2 separate regions of the Homo sapiens genome follow, and region 2 is linked to region 1. The links are chromatin contacts, found by Hi-C in ENCODE. All regions are on one chromosome and are shown on one strand. The core of a region is the stretch at or near the end of the contact, and the rest is flanking DNA. Distances in the headings are between cores, read along the strand shown. Region 1 holds the start of VGLL4 (vestigial like family member 4). Region 2 holds the start of FGD5-AS1 (FGD5 antisense RNA 1).

The links. A loop is a pair of places that touch in the nucleus more often than their neighbours do. Pooled maps may share reads with other maps.
Region 2: a map of CD4-positive, alpha-beta T cell shows a loop between it and region 1 (20-fold over the local background). The contact joins the promoter of FGD5-AS1 here to the promoter of VGLL4 in region 1. A Hi-C loop is called at or near these places in 1 of 168 maps with a recorded cell type or tissue (CD4-positive, alpha-beta T cell), 1 of 37 single-sample maps with no recorded cell type and 2 of 50 pooled maps.

Annotation. Positions count from the first base shown.
Region 1 is chr3:11,640,687-11,646,226 of GRCh38, forward strand. It overlaps VGLL4 (vestigial like family member 4), which reads right to left and starts at 3,229. Exons shown (of 5, transcript NM_001128219.3): 1 at 2,751-3,229. The coding sequence starts at 2,832. RefSeq lists enhancers at 1,813-2,182, 3,373-3,452.
Region 2 is chr3:14,945,738-14,951,235 of GRCh38, forward strand. It overlaps FGD5-AS1 (FGD5 antisense RNA 1), which reads right to left and starts at 2,704. Exons shown (of 2, transcript NR_046251.1): 1 at 2,276-2,704; 2 at 1-417. It overlaps NR2C2 (nuclear receptor subfamily 2 group C member 2), which reads left to right and starts at 1,846. Exons shown (of 14, transcript NM_001291694.2): 1 at 1,846-2,169. RefSeq lists enhancers at 997-1,686, 2,375-3,062, 2,509-2,708, 3,063-3,750 and silencers at 1,469-1,898, 1,949-2,018, 2,039-2,458, 2,849-2,908.

The sequences.
Region 1 (5,540 bases), core at 1,979-4,478:
GGAGCCAGGAAGCAGTTACCAAGGAGGGAGTCCACATCTAAGCAATATGGAGTCAGTCAGGAAGGAAGACCTTGTATGCTACAAGGTAAACGGCTAAAAAGATCGATTTGCGTATTAAGTCACAAGAGAGGTTTAAGAAAGACAGTACAGGCTGAGTGCGGTGGCTCATGCCTGTAATCCCAGCACTTTGGGAGGCTGAGGTGGGTGGATCACCTGAGGTCAGGAGTTTGAAACCAGCCTGCCCAACATGGTGAAACCCATCTCTATTAAAAATACAAAAATGGGCCGGGCATGGTGGCAGGCACCTGTAATCCCAGCTACTCAGGAGGCTGTGGCAGGAGAATGGCTTGAACCCGGGAGGCAGAGGTTGCAGTGAGCCAAGATCGCGCCATTGCACTCCAGCCTGGGGGACAAGAGCGAGACTTCATCACCAAAAAAAAAAAAAAAAAAAAGACCAGACACATGGTTTATTTTAGAGTAGAGCTATGTCTCATACAACTAAGGAATATGGTATAATTTAGCTGGTAAGAATAATTAACCATCCGCATCTTAATTTTTAAAACTAAAATGTCATAAAATTAATTTGTCCCTTATTCTTAAGGGGCATGAAACTTGACTGTGCCCTAAATGAAATCAAATGTTGCCTACCAACAGTACATTCCATTTTCCAAACAACTTCCCTGGAATGCTGGGGAGCTGATATGTTTAAAACGAATATTCTCCAAGTCCAAGTGTTGGATTTTAAAGAACCATAACCTTTCCAACTTTTCCTACAAAAAAATCCCGTGTGTGATTTATGCCCATCTTCAAAACACCCTCTGGAGTTCAGACCAGATGTGTGCAGTGTTTACACTGAGAAAACCACTAGGACATCAACAATTCACTATAAACACCACTCAAATTTTGCTGTGCTTTCCTTCATTTCCTCTGTATTTATTCTGGTGTTAAAATAATGTTAACTCTCATAATAAGGAAAATAGGAGCAGATGTTTAAACCAAACAGACTTCAGCCCATTATCCCATATAGCTACTCAATCTTCAAAATCAAAGTTTCTTCCTCCCAAATACCGAGAGAGAAGAGCAGAGCAGAGCACTCTAGTTTCCTGGGTGTTGCATGCTACACAACAACTCGACCTGGGCTCGCTGTCCGTAAGTTGGTCCTCACCAATCGGAGACAGGAAAAACTAATCTGGTATCAATTTCCTAACAATCTTATATTTCTCTCTTAGGCCATTATGTTTTGTTTTTAAAATATCGTATTACTTGTTGGCAAAGACAATACAACAGAAATTGCCTCAGAAGTTTTTCTTTCTTGTTGGGGGAAGCGGGGATGGTTAAAAAAAAAAAAAACAAGAAAAACAAAACCCTGACTACAATGTGTGAATGTCACGGGAAACAAGCCCAGCAATGGCTGCTTACGGCTTTCTAAAGTCGGCTGCCTTTTTTAAGTGAGTTCAGAAGCAAGATGTTACTTAACACATCAGATGCAAAGAAAGAAATTCACGAAAATTCTCATAGCAGGAACTAGTAGGAGTAAAGAAAAACAAATACTCTTTTTAAAAAACGTTAAATATGAGATCCTCATCCATAGAGTTTTAAAAAACAACGTGAATGAGGGTTGTTGTTGTTTTTTTTCCTTGAAGGGGAAAAATACTCTTGAAAGGGTGAGTTTTCAACTGATTAGGAAACAGGCCTGAAGTTTTTAGATTAAAAAAATACAAGTGAATCACCCTCCCAAGTTTTTGTAACTGTTTTCTTTTTCAAGAGAAATGTCCCGTGTATTATTGGAGAAAAAATGGAAACTGCTCCTGCTGAATGAGAAAGAGAAGAGTCCCGGATGTGTGTGTGGTTACAACAGAAAACACTCTTCCTGCCAGGCCGAACTCCCCCGGAGATGCCCTCGGCGGCAGACCCAGGGCCATTGCCACTTTTTCAAATCGCACGTAGAGGATGTCCGAGGGCTTAAGAAATAGATTTTTCTCTGACTGCTACCAGAGACAGTTGGAAATACAAGACAGTGGGGGAAGCACCTCGCGGGCAGTAGGAGGTAATAAATAACAGTTCGGCGCGGCTCTCTCTTTTTCAGGGCAGGCTGGGGGTCGGGGTGTTGTGTAATCGCTCCCACAGGGAGCGGAGCGCGAGGAACACCCCCCAGTGTCAGCGCTCCCCGGGCTGCACAGGAAGCGCCAGCGAGACAAAGAGCCCGCCTGTGCTCGCTGACACGGTGCCCTTCCGGCCCCACGCGGGAGAGGGACATTCTCCGCTGTTTGGGACGCTCACTCGCGAGCACAAAAACTCGCTGTAACTTTGGCTCCCCCTCCGTGAGCTGCAGGGCGCCGTGGCCCACAGCAGGGTACAGTAGACGGTGCAATCCTTACCAGCCCCTCCCCCAAAGAGGCTCAACTTTTACCGGCGTCCTACAAGTCCTTCCCCTAAAGACAATATTAACGGAAATCAAAAATACATACATTTTAAAGAGTTAAAAATGTGAGGCGCGAGTACGTTGCAAGCAACGAGCAAACTTTGAAGGGTTTCTACTTCACTGCCTCCCCGTCCAGCCCCCTCCACCGCCCCCCGCAGCCTGAGATCCGAACACACTCGGTGCCGAACCGAACCTAAGAAACGCCGGCCTTTCAAGTGCCCTACACCCCGGAGGAGGACAGCGGGCGCTTAGAAGGCAGGCACCCAGCACACTGAGGAGGAGTGGCCGGGACGAGCAACGGGCAGTAATTCTACAACGGGACATCTACCTTCGTAGCACAGAATGCCGATATTGTTGTTCATCTTGTCCAAGTACTGATAGTTCAACAGGTCCATCTTCATAAATAGCATTTATTGGGCTAGCAAAGAAAACCAGCTCTTTGCTTTTGCCCCAAAAGAGTTAAGTTTCAAAAATCAATTGTTGCTGAGTAGCTCCTGGCTCTTCAACTTCACAAAGGCAGAGGCCCAGCCTCAGACTATCAAAACAAAGTATGCAAAAGTTAAAAAAAAAAAAATCAGGCACAAAAAAATCGAGCTCACACGAAACCCTTCAAGGGCTTACTGGTAGACGGTGTATGTACTGTATCCCCGATCGAGTATGAAAACAGCGTTTCAGAAGTCCTTACAAGTCCTTCCTGGAAATGGAAAAGAGTGAAAAAGAGAAACGCGCAGCCCGTTTCCTAGGACAAAGCGGCGCCGGCCCCTCTCACAGCCCGCTGCAAGCCGGCAGCGCTGACATGAGGGCTATGCTTGGCATGACTCCTATGCCGCCGCTTCCTCTTCCCGCAGGAGGCCGAGCATGCTCACTGCGCCGCGCTGCCGAGGCAGGGAGGGCTTCTGCACAGGATCAGCCTCTCAATGTAGCAAGTGTTGGAAAGAAAGAGAAAGGGGAGGGGGAGAGACTCTAGAGACGGGGCCTTGGCAGAGTGGCTCTTGACAGGAAGCAGCCAAGCCGCTGCAAAACCGTAGGAGGAAAAAAGAAAACCCAGGAAGTTTCTTTTTCAGGAGCTAAGTACAAAGTAAAAAATCCATCATGGAAGCAAACTCCCATGGAATGCAACTTTCGTGAAACTTCATGTTGGGGTTTCGGAAACCCAAAGTGCTAGTGATGCATAAGCCATATATATATATATAGTGTCTTTGTTTCTTTTAAAGATTGTTTTATAATATCCATTTACACTTTAACTGGATATTTAAATTTCTGATGTTAATGTTACATATAGCTTCTTCCATAATCCCCATAACAACTGAGATGGACAGGGCAAGGAGGGTATCACCCTTTCACAGCAGAGGAAACAGGTTCAGATGGATTAAATGACTGGCCCACAGCCCCCAAAATAGTTGACAGAACTACTTTTAAAGTGTTTTTTCCCACCTAATGTTATAATTTTATTTAAAAAAACGAGGGGGCCGGGTGTAGTGGCTCACACCTGTAATCCTAGTCGAAGCAGGCGGATCACTTGAGGTCAAGAGTTCAAGACCAGCCTGGCCAGCATGGTGAAACCCCATCTCTACTAAAAATACATAAATTAGCCTGGTGTGGTAGCGCACGCCTGTAGTCCCAGCTACTCAGGAGGCTGAGGTGGGAGAATTGCTTGAACCTGAGAGGAGGAGGATGCAGTGAGCCAAGATCGTGACACTGCACTCCAGCCTGGGCAACAGAGTGAGACTTTGTCTCAAAAAAAAAAAAAAAAAAGAAAAGAAAAAAAGGAGACAAGGAGAGGAGAAGAGATGGAAGAGTGTTTAAGCAAATAGGGCTATAATATCAAAAATTAAAAGTGTACTTGAAATTATAGAGGGAAAGGGTAAAATTATTTTCATTTGGCATGTATGTCACCCACCTGTGTGTAAGAAGCTAGTGGCATGCAGCTGTACTATTTGCTATTGGAAGAACTTGGGGCTTAAACTTTGATTACCCAGTGCCTAGCACAACCAAGTTCAGGTGCCCAAAAACTGTTTACTGAACGAGTGAACCACTGAATGTTCAGTTTTCAGCACATCAAGAACGTGTTAACAAAATAGAAAAAAAAAAAACAAAAACTAAACATTTGAATTACTATTCTAAAAATATATTTTTAATATTCCAAAATAATATTTGAATAAATAATTTGAAGGAGTTGTATGTTAAAAATCCAGCAATAGGCCAGGCGCGGTGGCTCACGCCTGTAATCCCAGCACTTTGGGAGGCCGAGGCGGGTGGATCATGAGGTCAGGAGATCGAGACCATCCTGGCTAACACGGTGAAACCCCGTCTCTACTAAAAATACAGAAAATTAGCCGGGCGCGGTGGCGGGCGCCTGTAGTCCCAGCTACTCGGGAGGCTGAGGCAGGAGAATGGCGTGAACCCGGGAAGCGGAGCTTGCAGTGAGCCAAGATTGCGCCACTGCAGTCTGCAGTCCGCAGTCCGGCCTGGGCGACAGAGCGAGACTCCGTCTCAAAAAAAAAAAAAAATCCAGCAATAGTTGCATTGGGTTTATTAGGCACACTCATGGCAAGGTGTTCTAATGAAATCTTACTTGGGAGTCCGGATGCGGTGGCTCACGCGTGTAATCCCAGCACTCTGGGAGACTGAGACGGGCGGATCACTTGAGGTCAGGAGTTTGAGAACAGTCTGGCCAACATGGTGAAACCCTGTCTCTACTAAAAATACAAAAATTAGCCGGGCATAGTGGCATGTGTCTGTAATCCCAGCTACTAGGGAGGCTGAGGCAGGAGAATTGTTTGAACACGGGAGGCAGAGGCTGCAGTGAGCCAAGATTGTGCCACTGCACTCCAGCCTGGGTGACAGAACAAGACTCCGTCTCAAAAAACAAAACAAAACAAAAAAACTATATGACATCTAAATACTAAATACTGTTGCCGTCATTGCTGCAACAGTAATCACTGGGGTGACATCAGGGGAAGTAAGTAATAGGGGAATCAAGATTTCACAAGCTTTCATTTATAAGAATATTTATTGACACTATATTACATGTAATAAGCTATAGTGAAAGATATGTATCCTATCAATTGTAATTAAAATACTTAATGGTATTTGGTGGGGAGGGTTGAAGAAAACT
Region 2 (5,498 bases), core at 1,454-3,953, 3.3 Mb after region 1:
AGCATAAAAGAAGACTACACTTCAAAACGATAGTTTTGATTTCCGCTCAGCTCATGAGGCACCCACTTATCAAGCTTTTTCACCTTTCCAATTTGCTTCGAATGCTGAACGACCCTAATGACCGTAGAATAGTCAACGCTGAGTTCTTCTGTAATTTTTCATGTAGTTCAATGATTGCTCTCAATTGGTCGTTGTCAACTTCCCATGGCCCATATCACGTTCCTCATCTTCAAGGCTCTCTTCCTTGCAAAACTTCTTAAGCCACCACTGCACTGTATGTTTGTTAGCAGTTCCTGGGCCAAATGTGTTACTGATGTTTTGAGTTGTCTTCGCTGCTTTATGAACCATTTTGAACTCGAATAAGAAAACTGCTCCAAATTTGCTTTTTATCTAACATCATTAGACAAAAAGCATATTCTAAAATAAACAGCAATAAGTCATTAGCAAAAAAATAAAGTGAGAAATGTGCATTAAAATGATCCACATTTATTTAAGAATGTATTCCAATATCAAACAGCAAATTTCAAAAATGCAAAAACGCAATTGCTTTTGCCTCTCAGGTACATCACTTGACCTTTCTAGTTCTCACCCACTTCACCCCTAAAATCGGAAAATCTTTCTGCAAGAAAAAAATTTGACCACATTCCCTTAAGGCCTCTTCCAATTTCAAGAGCTGTGCTTTACCATGACAAAACGAACCTAGCTCTTTTCCCAATTTTGCAACGTCAGAAAAAGGAGGAAGGGGAAATAGCTGTGTTTAAAACATTTTTTACCAAATAGAAATATTATAAGATTATGGAAAAAAAAATACTAAATGTTGGAGTCATCCTGATAAAAACCCAAATGGATACTGTGTGGGAAAAAAAGTTAACCCATCCATTCTGGAGTCAATATTTATTCTTAATAAGCAAGAAAACTGAAGAAAAAAAATCAGTATAAGATCTACAGCCTGTAGCCTAAACACTTCAGGGCATTTAGGATAAATAAGCGCCTGCACCTTCCCAGGCAAGTCAAAACCACGACATAAAACAGAGAAATATGTAAGGAAAACCTACAGCCCAAGAGTTTAAGAGCAAGACAGGCCAATTTCTTCAAATAAATTTAAGCAATGCTGCTAAAAGCTGCTTTACACATCCCTATTACCATGTACTACTTCCAAATTTCGAGGAGGAGGGGCATGGAATTACACAAGATCTGGATCGTATGTTTACTAAGAAACCAAAAATTATAGGTTCTGGGGCGTTTCAACATTTCACCTGAGATGGCCAGAACGGGCGCATCTTTAGACCTTTAAAACCTAAATTAAAAACTATCAGTACCGAGGAAGGGCCGAAGAGCTCAATACCCACCCAATACAACCCCCACTTCCGACCTACAGACGCTCTGCTGAGCGGCTGGGAGAATCCGTCGCGCCAGTCAGGGCCCGGCTTCTTCCAACAACAGACACTTTGCGAGCCTTCCAGAAGCCTTGGCTAAGCGAGAAGGCAGGGTGGAGGCCGCCACTGCGAGGACGGTCCCCACCCAGCTGCGAGGAGCTCGCGGTTCCCCAGAGGGGCGGGCCTGCGTCCGGGTAACCGTGCGCGACGTCCACGAGTTTTTAGGACGACCAGCCCTTCAGCCTCTAGGCCCCGACGCCTGCGCCATTTAAGCCACATATCCGCCCGCCCGGCCGCGGCCAAGGCCGGCGGCAGCTACGTAGCCGCCGCCGCCCGGGGCCCCACAGCCCACGGGCCGGATGGACCGAGCGCCGGCTGCGGCGTTCCGGTGCGCGCGCGCGCCTCAGCCAATCGCGTTCTCGCCCGCCCCCCGCCGCGGCGGCGAGGCTGGCGCTGGGAAGAGGAAGAAGAACATTCGCCCTCCTCCTACCAGCGCGCGGGCGGCGGCGGCGGCGGCACCGGGGTCACGAACTCTGACCTTTCACTGACAAAAACAATAACAAACCCCCCCTTCTCCGCGACCCCGGCGGCGCCCCCGGGCCCGTCCCCGCCACCCCGCTCCCACCTCGGCGTCTCGTCTCTCGCCCGCTGCCCCGCGAGCCCGCGGCCCCCGGGCTCCCGCCATCCGCCGACACCGGGAGCCCGGGCTCCCCGCGCCCTGCCCTCCGCGCCGGGGGCCGCCCGCCGCAGACACGGGACCCGCTTCGAGGCCGCTTTGGCGCCAAATCCTGAGGTAAAATTGAAAGAGGGTCGGGCGGGCTCGGGCCGGCGGCGGAGGGGGCGGGCCTGGCGCGCGGACATGGAGGCGCCGCGGCGGCGGCTGAACCCGACCCTTTTACCTTTGCCACGGGGTGGCGGCGGCGGCGCCCGGCGCTTTGCATAGTGGGCCGGGCCGCTCCCCTCCCCTCCCCGCCCGCGGCCGGGCGAAGCGAGCGGGTTCCCCCTGACCGGCCCGGCCGGCGCAAGGGTGGGGGTGGAGGGGGAATGGCCGCGGCCCCGCCTTATAGTTGGCCCTCCGCCAGCGCCGCCATTTTGTTCTCGACGGAGATGGCTCCGGCTGGGCGGGCTCCCTTCCTCCTTATCCTCCTCCTCCTCCCGCCTGCAGTCCCTTCTTCCTTCTCTGCCGGGATTTTCACCCCTCCGCTTCTAGTCCGCCTTTGGCGGCCGTCGCAGCCCAACCGCCGTTTTTTCTGAAGGGGAGGGTAAAAGAAAAGGAGGAAGGCGGGTGCGAGGCGCGACCTCGTGAGCGACGGATGGGCTGGCTAATTGGCGCCCAGATAGGAGGGCCGGGGCCTGTGGCACCGCCCCCCTAAGCTTTGCTGATTGGCTGAGGCGGAAGAGGGTGGTCCTTATGGGGCGCGGGAGCCCTGGCGGGGCGGGAGTAGAGGCCGGGGCGAAGAGTGGGGCCGGGTCGGCGGGGGCGGGGCCGGGGGCGGGGCGCGAGGGGCGCGGCCGGGTGGAGAGGCCGGCGCCTGGTCTTGGGTCAGCAGGTGGGCTGCTTCCCTCCGCCTGGAACGCGTCTCGAATGAGTACTGAGGAACAATAGTAATAAAGGTGATGAAGCATTTCGAGTCCACGATGCGCTCTCGTGGGAAGAGGTTTTCGGAACCAGGACACTTTTCAGGGCTCCTGCTCGTTATTTCGCAGCGGCCTTGGCGAATCCCCTAATGAGGCTCAATTTTATCGACTGTAAATGGGGGGCATGCGCATTCTTGCCAGGCCGGACCTCCCTTCTGAGCATTGTTTGTGGGGCTCTACTCAGAAAATGGAGGCAACGCTACTTTGCGAGCTTCAGAGTCACTTGAAAATGGTGTTATTGTTAAAAATGGGATTACAGCCACCAGGAGAGGCAAGCGTTAAGGGTATTTGGGGTTTGAGAGAGCACAATTCGGGAGTGATTCTCTTCTCATTCGTTCGCTGAATACATGTTGACTTAGTTTTTTAGGCACTGGGGACACATCTGGAGAACCAGCTGTACAAGACCCCTGCCCTCACTAGAGTTGGGGGCTGGGGGGTGAATAGACAAATAATTCCAGAGAGTCATAAGTTCTGTGAAAGAAAAGAAGCCAAATGACCTGCTGAAGAAGACCTGAGGCGTTAATTTAGATGGAATGGTCAGGGTGGCCTCTCTGAGTAAGTGATGTTTGAACAGAGGAACCCAAGGGAGGAATGGCATTCCAGACAGGACATCCCGTGTAACGGCCCTGGAGGAAGAGCATTTGATGTGATCGAGAACTGGCTGCTTGTGGCTGGAGAGTTGGTTGGAACTAGTAATTGTCCATTATCCCACTTTGTTTCCAAGCCAAAGGCTGTGAAATATAGCAACGGTAGTGAGGAACAAATCTTCAATGTAATAAGAAAGTCGAGGAAAATACAGCCTTCATATGAATTACTGATGAATACATGACTTGGGAGGAGGGCCTCAGAAACTCACTTTACTTCCAGATTCAAATCCTTCGTCAGCCTCTTATATACATTTTCAGTTCATCAAGTATTTCCTGAGTGCTACGAATACTCCAGGCACTATGTGCTAGGCTGGGAATACAAAAAAGTAAGACACTGGTCCTCAAACATGTGAATATGATTTATTTATTTATTTATTTATTTTTTGAGACCAAGGTCTCACTCTGTCGCCCAGGCTGGAGTTGAATATAATTCTCTGTGTGTGAGTTCTCTCTTTCTCTCTCTCGAGATAGAGATATTTATACACATACATACACAGACATAAAATGTTTTAGTGTTGTGGTTAGCAACTCCCCAACTTTTACTAGCAGTGTGATTTTGTGTAAGCTACCTTTCCTAGCCTCACTGTCCTCATCTGGACAATAATAGAGCCTTCCTTCCTGAACTGAAGATTAGATGAGTTAATGTAAATAATAGAGCTTAGAAAAGTGCCTGACATGTAGCAAATACTGTGTAAATAGAGTTATTGTTGTCATTATGAACTACTGGTATAGACATTGGACTAATTAAGTGATATAAATAATGAAATTTTTATGCAGTGTGGTGTAGGGGCAAAAACAATAGATTCGAACACCGAGATTCTAGTTTTGGCTCTGTGCTTGCAGCTAGTTACATGGCATCCAGGACAAAAGTTTGGAAAACAAAATAATGGAACTAAATAGTACTAACCAAAGTATAGGGTGCTTTATGATTTACAGAACTCTCTTACAGGCAGTATGTTGTTCAGGCGCCACTAGAACCCACGTAATGGCAGAGGCTTCCTGTTCCATGTTTAAAAACCTTTCCAAGGCTTTTCATTATTTTCTTATCTGTGGTACCCCTAGCTTCCTGTGCTCTAGACACACTGGCCTACCTTCAACTTCCTTGACCAGTGTAGCTTACAGTGTAAGCTTACCCCCCACCCCCACCCTACCTCAGATATTGGCTCAAGCATCACTTCTTCAGGGAAGTCCTAATTCCCATTGCCAGTCTAAATCAGATTCTTTTTATTCTTTTCTTTATAATCTTTATCTCACTTTATAATTACACACTCTATTATGTGATTATTTGATTAATGTCTGTCCTTACCACACTGTAAGCTGTGAGAGCAGGAATACATTTTGTTTACCATTACTTATCCAGCACTTAGAAGAGTGCCTGGCACTATTTGTTGAATGAATTGTTGATAATTTATGATGTCACTGATAACTAAGTTGCTGTACATTGATGGATACCTTTTGTGTGAGCCTCTTTGGCAATTCAGATAGCACTGCCAGCAATAATAAGCCTGTTACGGTATTTGGTTGAATTTAGCAAGTGATTTCTGACAGATATGCCACTTTCTGGAGACATAAATATGGATAAAATGACCCATTTCAATAGTTTTTCCCACTCATTTTTTTATGATTGAATTACAAGTTTAAGTGCATGAAAGTTAATAAGTTCATATGTGAAGAAATAAATAGCCCAAACATAACTTATGTTATTTACTTTAGCTGAAGAAACGAAGCACTAAGCTACCATGATTTTCTTGAAATCAAATATTCTGATTTTTGTCTCACCATCACAGGGGATTGGAGAGAAGGAACAAGCCTCCAGTGGGTTCACAGGGAATTGGGA